3 separate regions of the Homo sapiens genome follow, and all the other regions are linked to region 3. A link is a contact called in ENCODE Hi-C or POLR2A ChIA-PET data. All regions are on one chromosome and are shown on one strand. The core of a region is the stretch at or near the end of the contact, and the rest is flanking DNA. Distances in the headings are between cores, read along the strand shown.

Region 1 (4,851 bases), core at 965-3,464, 340 kb after region 3:
TTCTTTCTGTGGTAAATGAACTCAACTTTCCATGTTTAACTAACATATTTAAGATTTCTTACTGGCCAGTGATTCAGCCTTTGTTTGTCTTGCTTGCTGGCTAATTAGGTGTGTGCGTTTTATGTTAAAAAGCTCTCTTATATATCCCAGCACCTAGCACAGTGCCTGGCAATCAGAAGAAATAAATTCAGTGATGATTATGTTGAGTCCTGTAGAGTAGTAGAAGATACAATTTACTTGAAGAGACTTTTCTCATACTATTAGGTTTAAAAAAACAGATAGTTGTCCTCTTTTTCTGGAACTGGGATCTGAGAGGTGTTGGCAGCTATAGTGAGAAACCAGATCTGTCATTTGACATTCCTCTCAGTTTCGAGTGTCCATAGATCAGCATCTCTCATGTTCTCATTAATATCACCGATGTGTAATCCACATTTCCCAGGCACCCCAGCAGAGAAAGGGATAATCCTAGGGGCCAGAATGGTGTGACATTTGCTCAGATCTCATCCCTGAAACTCCAGCTGCGAGAATGCTTTCCTTCCTTGATGGCAGGGATAGGGGTTGGTACTCATGGACTTGCAAATGGTCACCTCATTCTTTCTGAATTCACTTGCCTTTTGTGAGCACTATGTGGCCCCTCCATGGCTGTTCTGATGTTCCACAGTCTCAGCTGCTAATTGTATGGCTGTCTCATTTGATCACCTGGGGCAAACTGTATTTTCCAAAAAATGGCCACAACAATATTTGCAGGTCTACATATCCTTCAGAACCTTAAAGATTCTTTTCTTGAAAGGTCCAGTCTAATTCCCCTCCCCAGGAAGAGGGATGAGCCTTTGTGGCTGCCTCCATAAATGAAAATGCGATGGAAAGGATGCTGCACGACTTATGAGGCTAAGTCATAAGAAGAACTAAAGCTTCTACCCATTTCCACTTCCTTTTGGGAAACGTGTCTTGGGAGCCCTGAGCCAATATGTAAGAAGTCCAGCTATGTATAGCCACCATGCTGCAGAAACCACACAGAGATAAAGATTCGTGAGGAGTCTCCCCATTTCCAGTTCCCAGCTGCTTGAGTCCTCCCACCTCCCAGAATGAACTGTCAGACATGTGAGTAGAAATGACTCCAGACCCAGCCTTCAAGCTGTTGTCCCAGCTGACACCAAGTAGAGCAAAGGAGTTGTCTCCATCAGTCTAGCTCATATTGCAGATTTGTGAGAAAAAAACAAATGTTGCTGCGTTAAGCCAGTAAATGCTAGGATAATTTGTTATATGACAATGACAAGAGTAACCAGGACACCACCCTTGTGTTATCATTACGTTCTCCCCTTGCTTCTTGTGATGCCCTTGCTTTTCTTCTCTACCAGTTGCTGAGAATTAGAGGAAGACCTTTGCTCCCACCAATGTCAACATTTCTTTACCAGAAAACACAGAGGCATTTAACTCATATTTCGAAGACTTACAGCTTCTTATAATGGCCCTGGTGGTTATACTTTTTGTTCTACTGACTCTATTTTGTTACAGTTACTCTGCCCACAAAGTGCAAGACCCTTTGTGATTATGTTGGGGGACATCAATTCAAATGACACCGTGATAGCATTACTGTCAAATCATGCTTCCCTCTCAATGCTGTTGATGAAGCTGGTGTACCCCAACCCTGTTCTTACAGGTTAAGTTGCTTTTTCCCACTTGAAACATTGTACAACAGCCAAAAGCTTATCTGGTCAGTTTTAATGCGTCCTGCCCCTTCCTAGGACTTATTGCAATGACAAACATATAAGAGCTGTGAAAACTCTGTGACTTACACACAGTAGGCACCTGGTGTTTTAAGTGCTCTTCCTGAAATGCTCACTGACAATAAAACTATTGAACAGATCAGGACTGAAAACATAGCTTTGTTTTGTGCCAGCAAAGACTCTCTTCTCTCCTTTACAGGTTGACATTGAGCCATTAATCAACAGTATGTTCAACAGTAACTAGTGAGTTATGAATCCAACTATGTGCCTCTATTTTATCTCCAGGGGATATCACAAGATGAATCATCAAACACCTTGCTGAAAACATTATCACATTTCCTGTTCTGGTTTAATGTTACCTAACTGGTAGAAAACACAGAAGACTTAATTACATGATTGCTTTTTTTTTTTTTTTTTTGAGATGGAGTCTCGGTGTGTTACCCAGGCTGGAATGCAGTGGTGGCGCAATCTTGGCTCACTGCAACCTCTGCCTCCCACGTTCAAGTGATTCTCCTGCCTCAGCCTCTCAAGTATCTGAGATTACAGGCATGTGCCACCACACCTGGCTAATTTTTGTATCTTTAGTAGAGATGGGGTTTCATCATGTTGGCCAGGCGGGTCTCGAACTCCTGACCTCAGGGGATCCGCCTGCCTCGGCCTTCCAAAGTGTTGGGATTACAGGCATGAGCCACCGTGCTCGGCCTTGTTCTTAATCACCTAATTTGGCCCCTTGCAGTGGCTTCCATAACTGTTACTAATTCTCGGAAACCATCCTTTAATTTATTATTATTATTATTTGGCAGAATCAGGCTCCAAATCAAAATCCAGCCTGTATGGCATCTGCCTTGTCTACGTTAAGATTAAGGGAGACTAAAAGAGGAGGGTAGTTAAATGCATTATTATTTGAGTTTGCATTGAAAATTATAATTATTATTGTTTTACTTAATATCCTGATTTTTAGTGGCAAGAGCTAGAAAATGGCTTAAAAAAAAAAAAAAAAAAACAGGTCTGGGGCTCCAGAGCCGATAGCTCTCACGGCATTATTTTAGCGCCACCTTCACACAAACATCATGCATTGCAGAGGGAAGGAAAATTTTAAAAAATCATAAGCCTCCCAAACCTCAGTTGTGCAACATATATTATTAACTTGTTCTTTTTGAACTGCCTATCCCAAGAGAGGCATTCCAGTTGTAAATGTCAAATCAACCAACAACTCTATGAAACATGTACTGTTATTATCACCATTTTACAGAGGGAGAAATTAAGGCACAACTAGTAAATGGTAGAACTGGAATTTGAATCTGATCAGTGTGATTCTAGAGCATGCACATGGTAACACTATGGTACATAAAACCTCCCGTTTTGTTTCTATATTCTGTCAAAAAATGATGTTTTCAATATAAAAGGGTAAAGTGAACATCAGTAAGAGGAAATGGAAGTCCAAGAGGGAAGAGGTGATTGATGATAAGAAACACTTTCTTTGAAGGAAATCCTGTCTTCTGGACTGGAGACAATTCCAGAATACTGAGAAAATCACCTAAATGTGAAAGTGAAGATCCCTAGGCCCCAGTATGGGCTCACGAAGAGTGTCATAACAGACACACCTCATTTCCTAACAGGCTGTTGTCTAACTGGATTTCAACAAGATCTCTCAGCATACCTGTGTGGACAAGATAAAGAAATATGGCTAGATGCAAAATCAATTATTCTTATGGAGGTTGATACGACTTTACCCTGATGTTCAGATGATTGTCAACCTGGAGCAAGCTTTCAGTGGCAAAATCTAACTAAGAGTTGACTTCAATTCTTTGGCTAGTGCTTTTATTCACTGTTTAGATGAAAATCTTATGTCTCAGTCAATACAGTGCACAGATAACATCAGGTGGAGAGGCTCATACTGAATGCCTGAATTGGAGGATCCCAAAACATGGTAACAGACTGGACCACTGGGCCAACTGAGTGAGGGGGAGGTAACTGAATAGGAGTAAATATGAGGCCCTTTATCCCAAAGTACTAGTCAACTTCTGTTGAGTGACCTGGCACAGCCTGGGCGAGACTCTTAGAGCAGTGCAATCCACAGAAATATAATGTGAACTACATACGTAATTAAAATTTCCTATTAGCCAAATTCTAAAAAGTGAAAAAAACTCAGGTGAATTTTAGTAATATATTGTTTTTAATAATCTATTTTATTTCACCAGTTATATTCAAAATGCTATCATTTAAACATGTAGTCAATATAAAATTGAGACATTTTACTTTTTTTTTATACTAAGTCTTCAAAATCCAGTGTGTATTTTATGCTTCATAGCACCTCTGTTTGGATGAGCCACATTTCAAGTGCTCAATTGCCACATGTGGCTACCAGATTGGACTATGCAGCTCTAGAGGGTTTTCACTGACACTCAGTGTGATGAGACTGCCCCCAAATTATGTCATTCTCAGGCTGGCTGCATTGTTGGAGGAACTGTGCTTAAAGTTATACCACTCAGAAATATTTCATTTCTGTTAATGGAATAAGAAAGGGTCGGGGCTCTTTGACATCTAAACTCATGACGGAAGCTGTACTGGTGCCCACTGCCTGTGACCTGTGTCCAACCCTTCACTGTGAGTCCTGGAGCAATTTCAGTGACTAAAATACTAGAATTTTAAAAAGTGAACACTTACCAAGTGGTGTCTTCTTCTCTTGCTTATCTTTCAGAGCCCTTGGATATCTTTTGTTCATGGTAAAGGTTGCTACTGGAGCCAACAGCAGCTTTTTTTCAAGGAATAGAATAAAATTATCTTTCCATTCCCATTTCTAGTAACACCCATTGGACCTTTTCAAACAGGTTTTAAGTTTCCAAATCCTGTTCCCTTTTCAGTGATTTCTGAGCACTAACATCCATCTAGGATTTGGCAATCCAGCACCTAACCAATAGTGAATGCAGCTAAGGGGCAGGAGTATATGTAAGTGAATAAATCTCTGAGTAGCCCAAAAAGATGTTTAAGATGCATAAAAGACCAAGCACAAAAATATCCCCCTTCATTATCTCCATTTTGCAGATGAGAAAACTGAGGCTAACAAGCTTCCTCAGTCATAGAAATTAAATCTGATTCCAGGCCAAGCATCCTTTCAGCCTCA
Region 2 (4,511 bases), core at 1,906-4,405, 280 kb after region 3:
ACTGGTTGACAGAATTTTATGACATTTAATTTTTTTGTAATAGGAGTCACTTTTTAAAGAAAATGCAGTTTTTATCAGGCTTAATGTATCCATTTTGTTAATTTACTTTAAAAATGGGCTTTAATTTTTAGAGCAGTTTTAGGTTGACAGTACAGCTGAGTGGCGAGTATAGAGTTCCTATGTAGTCCCTACATCTGCCCCTCACGCTCACAGCCTCCCCTGCTATAAACCTCTGAACACTAGCAGCACATTTGTTACAACCGATGAACTTACACTGACACATAGTTATAACCTAAAGTCCATGGCTTACATCAGCATGCATCCTTGATGTTGTACATCTATGGGTTTTGACAAATGTATAATGAAATGTATCCACCATTGTAGTAGCATACAGAATAGTTTCACTGACTAAAAATCCTCTGTGCTCCACATAGTCCATCCCTGTCTCCTTGCTAACCACTGGCAACCAGTGATCTTTTTACTGTCTTCATAATTTTGCCTTTTCCAAATGTCATATAGTTGGAACCATACAGTAGTTAATCTTTTCAGATTGGTTTCTTTCACTCAGTAATATGTATTTAAGTTTCCTCCATGTCTTTTTGTGGCTCGATATTCATATTCCTTTTTCGTGCCAAATAATATTCCATTGTCAGGATTTACTTATCCACTCACCTGGTGAAGGACAGTTTGTTGCTTCCAAATTTTAGCAATTATGAGCAGATGTGCTGTGAATATTCATGTGTGGGTTTTTCTATGGACATAAGTTTTCAGATCATTTGGGTAAATACCAAGGAGTGTGACTACTGGAGCATATGATAAGAGTATGTTAAGTTTTGAAAGTAACTGCCAAACTGTCTTCCAAAGTGGCTGTACCATTTGCATTCCCAGCAGCAATGAATGAGAAGTTCCTTTTGCTCCATATCCTTGCTACCATTTAGTATTGTCAGTGTTCTGGATTTTGGCCATTCTGACGGATATGTAGTGATATCTCGTTGTTATAATTTGCATTTCTTTGATGACATATGAAGTTCACTGAAGTTCAGAATTTCAGATGTTCACTTACCTTTTTTTTTTTTTTGGTGAGGTTTAAATCTTTTGCCCATTTTTATTTTTATTTTTTTTAACTTCTATCTTAAGTTAATGGGTACATGTGCACATTTGTTATATAGGTAAACTCATGTCGCAGGGGTTTGTAGTACAGATTATTTGTCAGGCAAGTACTAAGCCTACTACCAAACAGTCATTTTCTTCTGACCCTCTCCCTCCTCCCACCCTCCACCCTTGAGTAGGTCCCAGTGTGTGTTGTTTCCCTCTATGTGTCCATGTGTTCTCATTATTTAGCTCCCACTTATAAGTGAGAGCATGCGATATTTGGTTTTCTGTTCCTGCATTAGTTTGCTAAGGATAATAACCTTCAGCTCCATCCATGTTCCTGCGAAAGACACGATCTCATTTTTTTTAAATGTTTTGCCCATTTTTAAATTGGGTTGCTCATTTTCCTATTGTTGAATATGTTCTTTTTAAACATTCAGCTGAGGTAACTCTTAATATTGTATAACTAGAAATACTCAGCTCCTGAAATTTTGTCGTAGAAGATTAGTGTTAGCAATTTGCAAACTACTGATGACTTGAACACAACAGCCTCAGATCAGTAATAAATGCAGCATTTTGCAACTATTGACAAGGATGCAGATTAGCTTGTCTGCACTGAGTCTGCAGAGTAAGAAAAAAAGATCAAGGACTGAAAGCCAGAGAAACAGCATCTAAGAGATGAGCCAGAGAAGAGGAGCCCAAGGTGGGATATGAGGGGGAGTGGTCAGAAAGCTAGAAGAAAAACCTGGAGGCTGTGGGACACAATCTCCTTGAAAAAATCTGAAGAGCAAGCAAAGTCAGCATTGCCAGATGCTTGAAAGTGTAAGTAAAAGTGAACAGAAATTTTTTTTTTAATTTAAAATAAAAGATTGTTAGGGAACACCAAGTCAGTGGGTTATGGGAAAAGAGATAGATTCACATTACTGTGACCTAAGGAATGAAGAGGTGGTGGGGAAGTGGCAAGCATGGGAACAATCTAGTTTTTCACGAATTAAGCCATGGAAAGACAAAGGAGGTGGTAGATAGAAGGAGAAACAAAGTCTGAGGCCCTTCCCCATCCTTTTACCAGTAGAGAAGGGCCTTATAGAACACCCCTTGGGAAACCCCAGCTAAGGCTCCTAATGGTTTCTCTCTGTTTGCCTCAGGCCCATCCTTTGATTTTCTCTGCCTGGTCTTGTCTCCCAGGCTGGCTCCAGGGAATTGAATAACCCAGGCTCTCCCTGCTGGCTAGTTTACCATTGAGTTCAAAGAGCCATTGGGAGGAGGAGATTGGAAGGAAACAGGAAGGGAGGGAGAGGGGAGGGTGCTTATTCCCTGCTCCTTCTCGTTCCAGCACCGGGTTCTGCAGGGGCTGCATCCCTCCACCAGGGCGGCTTCTGCAGGGCGGCTTCTCCACAGGATAGTTCCAACAGAGCGGGGAAGCTAGCCACTCCTGCTCCTGCTCAGCCTCGGGTGGCAAAGGCTGTCCAGGTGCCTCAGCATCCCTTGGCCTTCCCTTAGCCTGGGCAACAAGCCTTCACTAAAGGTCCCTTCACTGAAGTCTTTTTCTTTTTTTGAGATGGCGTCTAGCTCTGTTACCCATGCTGGTGGCGAACAGTGGCATTATCTCAGCTCACTGCAGCCTCCACCTCCCAGGTTCAAGCGATTCTCCTGCCTCAGCCTCCCGAGTGACTGGGATTACAGATATGTACCACCATGCCCGGCTAATTTTTGTATTTTTAGTAGAGACAGGGTTTCACCATGTTGGCCAGGCTGGTCTCAAACTCCTGACCTCCGGTGATCTGGCCGCCTCAGCCTCCCAAAGTGCTGGGATTACAAGCATGAGCCAGCACGCTGAGCCAACTGAAGTCTTTTTAGTTGAGCCACCTGAGTACAATTCTGCTTCTTTCAGACCCTGACCAACACGGTGTAAGACCCCACATGACACCCCCACATAATCACTTCCTTCTTATGAGAAGCAGATAAGAGGAACAGAGTGTGAACATTGTCTACGTCTCTTATGCAAATTATGCTGAGGCCTGTGTGCCTCTTCTAACAGCCACCAAGATAGAGGACAATAGCTGCATCTGCAAATTCTCTGTCAAAATGTCCAAAGTCTTATCTGCTGTGCATGTGTGCGTGTGCACATAGGTATCACTGAATGAGGGGAAATTGGCCCTGCAGTGTTTGAAAGAAGGAAAACGTAGACTGTAATTGAATGCTGTGATGAGCCCTCCTCTAACTGTCCTAGAGAAATTGTAACAGTGATGAGAACTGTCACGGTCTGCTGCTCCCACAGTGTCTAGCACAGGCCACATGTGCACTTCCCTTCTATGTGCCTCCAGCTCTAAGTGAATTACCCCACTGTTGAGACCTGGAGACTTCCAGACAGATGAAAAGAGGTAGAGGGTTGGAAATGGTATGGGCCCTACGCAGCTAATACCTGTCCTGGAATTAAAGGGAATTTAGGGACTGAAACTGTGCTGGGCATTAGTTGCTCACGCCTCCCGGTGTTAGGGAAAGTATCTTTACTCATGCAATGCTTTCATGCTGAGATTTCAGCACATATATACTGCTGAAAAGATAAGTATCTTTATAAGTGAGTGGCTGAAGACATAAGAGAGGCATCTCTCCATGGTATGAGACTGCTCAGTTTAGGAGGTGATGCAGCTCAGGGTACAAGGCAGTGTACAGGGTAGAGTGCAGCCCAAGCCGAGGGCTCAGTCTCATTATTTCCAATCCCAGTCAACATGCTGAGACCAAGAAGAGTCAAAAAGGCGTCCTTCACTAGCCACTCTACGTGTGCACGCTCTGTCTCTGTCCATCGTCCCCATCGCCTCCCATGTCATGCGGCGCACCATACCCCTACAGAAGACTCTGTGTGATTCTCATGGCGGAAGGACAAGAGGGCTGGCATTCTGGGCTGGCCCTGGGCACTCAGCAGTGCGTGCTTTTTCTTTGGGGAAAGGCAGGACCACCAGCTTCTCCTCCATAGGCTCCAGGAAGAGGAAGGAAATATCCAGGGTTTCTCCCTGGGGATTCGTGGTTAGGTCCAGATGCACAGGAAAGGCCTCCTGAGGGCCCTTTTCCTGGGAATTTTTATCATCCAAGTCAGGAAGATATTGGACAGATCCTCTTGGCCCAGCTTTGGAGGGGGAGTCTGTTGGGGGGGTGTTTTTCTGCTGGGATTCTTCCACCTTGGGAAGGTTTGTAGGTTTCTGGTTAACAGCAGAGTTTTCACTTCCAGTGGCTGGAGCCTGGAATGAGAACATTTTTGAATGTAGAGTTCCACAGGGAAAGTCCTCCCATGCCTAGTACCAGCCTAAGCTGATCTGTGCCTTTCTGTTGGAACATTTCAAAGGGAGACTAGGTAGAGGGATGGGCCTCCTGGTGAAAGGGTTAAAAAACAAAACAGATAAGGGCCAGGGGGAACCAGGACC
Region 3 (4,597 bases), core at 1,739-4,238:
TGTGCTCGCTCGGCCATGCAGGTGTGTCCCAGCTCACTGTATTATAGCTTGTACCCGCGTTCGGTGGTTCCGAGCTCGTGCACCACACCAAAGGATAATGAGGATACACTGGACATTGAAGGGAGAGGAAGGCAGATAAGAATTTTATTGAGTGTTGAAAACAGCTTTCAGCAGAGAGGGGACACCGGGTTGGTCCCCTACCTGAAGACGGAAAAGTTCCCCAATGTGGCTGGGTCAGGGGCCTTTTATGGACTCAGAATAGGGAGTGCATGCTGACCGGTTTGTGAGTATGCAAAAAAGATGAAAGCAAAGACACCACTCAAAGGTGGGCACGGCAGCGTAGAAAACCAATTAGGAAAAAGTGGGTATATGTAAAACAGGCGAAATGTAGGAATCAATTAGGGGAAAGCACGCCAAACAAGTTCTCACTCTGGTCTGAGGATTTAACTCGTAGCTTGGCTTTCAGGCTTTAAACTGTCTTTGGCCTGGAGGTGGGGGTTTCACCGGGTACCTGACCCTATCTGCCTAGGCATCCAGCTGCCTCCTGTTGCTACCAGAATCACATTGAAAGTGAAACACGCTGGAAACTCTAAGGAAAAGAAACAAGTGTAACTAGGAGATAACAGGCACAGTGCAAAACAACATGTTAACTTTGGGGAAATCCGGCTTCTCAGTGTTTTTTTGGTTTTCCTACTTCTCTGCCAAATACAAAAATAAGCAGCTACTTCCATGGGACTCTCGTTAAAAAAAAAGTAACTTTAATAAGATCAGTGAAAACAATGCTTTGTTCTCCCACAAGTGGCTCAGGAGTAGCTTGCTAAGACACACTTTCTTCCCCGTGGGGCTGATGTCAACAGCCCATGCTTTTGCCCAAACAAAGGCCTCCTGGCACAAGGATGAGAGGCAAAACATCTGAGTCTCCGTAGCTGGCCTTATTCCAATTTGAGGGGAAGGGGCAGCCAGGAGAGAAAAATAACTAAGCTTTTGAAAGGCTTGAAGGAGAGTAAGGAATTACTAAATCTATTTTTTCTCAACAGAATAAAGAATTCTTGAAAGGGATAATGGAAGGGTGCAGCTTTCTATTTGAATTACTCTTTGTTTCACCCTATTCTGCCTAAGGCCACTGCCTTTTAGGCCAATCACAGAATCCCGGTTTTGCCTTTAGTTGCCCGCTGAGCGATGCAGTGGGAGTTGGGAGACCCACACTCAAGTGTTCTCTCTGTGGCCCGTTTCACCCGGTTTAAACTTGGACAAGTGGCTGAACTCTCCGGCCTCAGCTTCCTGCCTGTAAAATGAGAAGGCTCCCTAGATGCTCTCTAGACCTTTTCAATAACAGCGGAATAGGATTGGAGGCTCTCCAGTTCCCCCCCCGGGGACAGGTTAATCTTCAGCCACACTAGCCAAGGTGAGGCAGCAGCCCGCCCGCTCAGCAGGCACACACTGGGGCGGCGGCGCCTCCATTCCTGCTCACACTGCACGCCCACAACCTGCACCAACACCATCGCCTCAGAGACCAATTCACCGCGAAACCATCTCCCCGCTGCAGATCGTGTCCGATTAACATCTGCAAAGCTGAGCTGAGCATATGTAAGCAAAGAAAAAGCAAAACAAACAAGAGTTCTCTTTTTCCGGACCTCGGAATTTCTTTCAAATAAACTCAGAACTGAAAATTGTACGTCCCCAGCTAGAATACGAGGTCTCGGCTGGCCTTGCTTGCGAAAATGCATTAACAAGCCAAAAGGGGCTAGTGACATCTGGGGTGTCTGGGCACACGGACACGGGCCTCAGAGGCAAAGAGCAAGACCGCACTGGGCGACTCGTACATTCTTCCCGCAGGCTGAGGAGGCGACCAAAATATCCCCACAGAGGCAATCGCCGGAGTGCGGGGACAATAGTGCACCCAGCACTCTCTTTTTTTGAGGGGCACCCTTAGACCCTTAACCCAACCCACATCTCTAAGAGACCTCCAGGAGGTGAAGGTGAGGGGTGGTCCACTTCACCCAAAAGAATGCGCCACGGCCGGGGACCGACTCAGCCTGGAGTAACCTTTTTGTAGCTGCTTTCTTGTTTTGGTTTCCCTTTTTAAGTCTGGCAGTTTAGTCTGATGCCCAAGCGGTACCTTTTAAATGTCTCTCTCGCCCTCTTCCAGCAAGTGGCGCCTCTAGAGCCACTCCCTCCCCCGAGGCTGAGACAATGGCCCGGCACCGCAGGGCGGCCCCTAAGGGTATGCAGTGCGTCCAGCTCTCCGGGCAGGGCGCACGTGCGTTTGTTATGGTGCCTGTGCCCCCTCCGCTGCCGCGGGCCTCAATTTGTCGATCCGTAAACCCAGACTCTGCAAGGCGCAATGCCCCCACGCCACCCCACCCCATACTGACGGTGCCGTGGAGAAATCCGTGTTCCCCGGGGCTGTGCGCACGTGGGTTTGTTGTGGATCCGCAGGCTCGCGGAGCCAGAGAGAAGCCAGGGTGGCCCTTTGGCCCTGACAAAAATGCACACACCCCCAACCAAAAGGCGGCCAGCCCCGGAGCCAAGGCAGCTGAGGCGGAGCTGGAGAGAGATTCCCTGCGCCCTACGCGCGCCGCGGGCCCCGCGCCTCCGCTATCCTCCCGCGCCCCTTTGCATCACACTCCTCCCGGGATAGCCCGGGCCGCGCCGCCGCCCACCGCACCCCCTACTCACTCGCTGCACTCTCGGCCGCGGAGGCTGCGGTTGCTCAGCACGCTCGGTGGCGGCCGCCCGCTCCGCGCCCACGCCGGTCGGTATCGGCTCCCTTTGTTAACGCCGGGCAGTGCCCCAGGCGTCTTCCCCAGCCCGGCCCTGCCCAGGACTCCCCTCCCCCAGGTGACTCCAGAAAACGCGCTCGGCAAGGGCAGGATCGCCCGGGAGCTGGGGACCCCACTAGGGAGTCTCGAAAGAGGGGTCCGCTGGGGAAGAACGGGGGACAGAAGACGCACAGTGGAAGGGACTGGAGAAGGAAGGAAGAAGAGCGCGGCGGAGGGGCGGGAAGGAAGCGAGTCGCCTCCGTATGCAAATAGAGTTGCGAAGACTGGGTCGGTCTCCGCCCCCACTCCACCTCTCGCCACCGGCCACACCGCGCCCCAAACCGGCCTGGAGGTCGCTAGCGAGCGGGCTTGGGGTTAAAGACTCTTGATGAAGGCACTGGGTGATGCTAGAATCCTGCCTGCTCTCAAGGAGGGTGGATCGAGGGCCGAGTGGGAGGGGCCACGCGGCTGCGCAAGGACCCCTAAATGCCTCTTCCCCGCTTGGCCGCGAGGGGTCAATCCAGCAGTGTCCGGCTTTTGGTCCTAACATGCGGGTGCTGTACACCCGGTCTCTGCTACCGGCTGACTGCGAGACCCTGAGGAAGTCGCTTAACCTCTCCGAAGACTCGTGTTGCTCTTATCTAGAATAGGAAAGAACAAAATCTTTCACTGCGTTTGGCATTAACCTCCTAACATTGAGGCATGACTCCTACTGGGCGCTCTCAAATGGCAAATACAGAAGGAGAGGAGCGTCCTCGAACCCCTGCACCCAGAGGCTTCCACCCCAAGCTGCAGGCTGAAAGACTGAAGCCTCAGCCTGGATGGTGAAGGGAGCGAGGTTCTTTCTTTTCACCCGGACGACGGTGGGGCTGCTGGGGAAGGAAAGAGGATTAACCAAGCTGCGTACTGACCATCCCCGATAGCCCCAAGGCGATTTCCCTAAGAAAGAAAAACTGCCCAACAGGAGGGCGGAAGGGGCCTTTAAGGCCTCCAGTCCAGCCTCCCATAGCCCAAAGAGAGGATGTGACTACCAGAGGCAATAGTCATATCCCAGTTGTCTACTGAGTGCACACTAGGCACCAGGCTGTGTGCTGGGTGGGAAAGGGGAAAGGAAGGAGATACTGGAAGGTTTGGGGGTCCTCTGGGAACACAAAGTCCAGTGCACACTTAAAGTGCCTGAAGCCCAGGCCCAGAGTTCTGTCTCCAAATGAGGTGCCTACCCCACATCACCAACCTTGGAAAGGGAAGTTACATCCGCACCCTGTCCCCAGCACCCTTCTTCCAAACACTGCTTCCTCCCTGTCCTGATCCTGGCTCCCTTCTGCTGATACTGTCATTCCCTTCCCTGCTGCCCCTGAGGCATTTTTGCTCAGTACAAAGAGCTCCAATTGAAGGGAGTGCCAGCCAGAGTGAATTCAAATCTTTATGACCAACTCGCTGTGCCTTCTTGGGTGAGTTCCACATCCTGTGAGCCTCCCTTTCCTCTTCTGCAAAATGGAGATATTAAGGAAAGCGTTGTTTTCAGGATCCTGTGAAATGACCTACGTGAAACACGTAGCTTAGTGTTTGGCATATAGAAGGTGCTCCTGACAGTAAAATGTATGTATGCGTGAATGAATAGAAGCAGCCAAGTTCAGAAGACTATTTCTGGAAGGATGCTACATTGAAGATTTTAGGCCCTATTCGAAAAAGGGAAAAAAAAAAAGGAGGCTATTAAAAGATTCTGTGCAGTAGCATGACATGCATCTTTGTATTTTACAAGGATTCCTCTGGCACCACACTGGAAAATAGATGGCAGAAGCAGAGAATGCAAGAGACTAGATTGGAAGCTGACA

Evidence for each region. A loop is a pair of places that touch in the nucleus more often than their neighbours do. ChIA-PET counts read pairs that join two places held with the same protein, here RNA polymerase II (POLR2A). Pooled maps may share reads with other maps.
Region 1: a loop to region 3 is called in a pooled map, with 7 times the contacts of the local background. The contact joins the enhancer-like site here to the promoter of ST6GAL1 in region 3. A Hi-C loop is called at or near these places in 1 of 168 maps with a recorded cell type or tissue (heart left ventricle) and 1 of 50 pooled maps.
Region 2: a loop to region 3 is called in a pooled map, with 3 times the contacts of the local background. The contact joins the enhancer-like site here to the promoter of ST6GAL1 in region 3. A Hi-C loop is called at or near these places in 1 of 50 pooled maps. POLR2A ChIA-PET finds 5 or more read pairs at or near these places in 2 of 52 experiments (A549 and activated CD4-positive, alpha-beta T cell).

The regions. Positions count from the first base shown.
Region 1 is chr3:186,587,299-186,592,149 of GRCh38, reverse strand. No RefSeq gene overlaps it. Among named protein-coding and RNA genes, the nearest start is that of DNAJB11, 19 kb to the right of the region's middle. Within about 2 kb of position 2,214, at least 5 of the 41 ENCODE cell types and tissues checked have a DNase peak (open chromatin) inside an H3K27ac peak, as active enhancers do.
Region 2 is chr3:186,652,080-186,656,590 of GRCh38, reverse strand. It overlaps FETUB (fetuin B), which reads right to left. Exons shown (of 7, transcript NM_014375.3): 7 at 3,450-4,328. The coding sequence ends at 3,960. All of the region lies in intron 1 of HRG-AS1 (HRG and FETUB antisense RNA 1), which reads left to right. Among named protein-coding and RNA genes, the nearest start is that of HRG-AS1, 11 kb to the left of the region's middle. Within about 2 kb of position 3,155, at least 4 of the 41 ENCODE cell types and tissues checked have a DNase peak (open chromatin) inside an H3K27ac peak, as active enhancers do.
Region 3 is chr3:186,928,917-186,933,513 of GRCh38, reverse strand. It overlaps ST6GAL1 (ST6 beta-galactoside alpha-2,6-sialyltransferase 1), which reads right to left and starts at 2,988. Exons shown (of 8, transcript NM_173216.2): 1 at 2,680-2,988. RefSeq lists enhancers at 542-601, 622-671, 2,765-3,373 and silencers at 2,568-2,757, 2,998-3,077.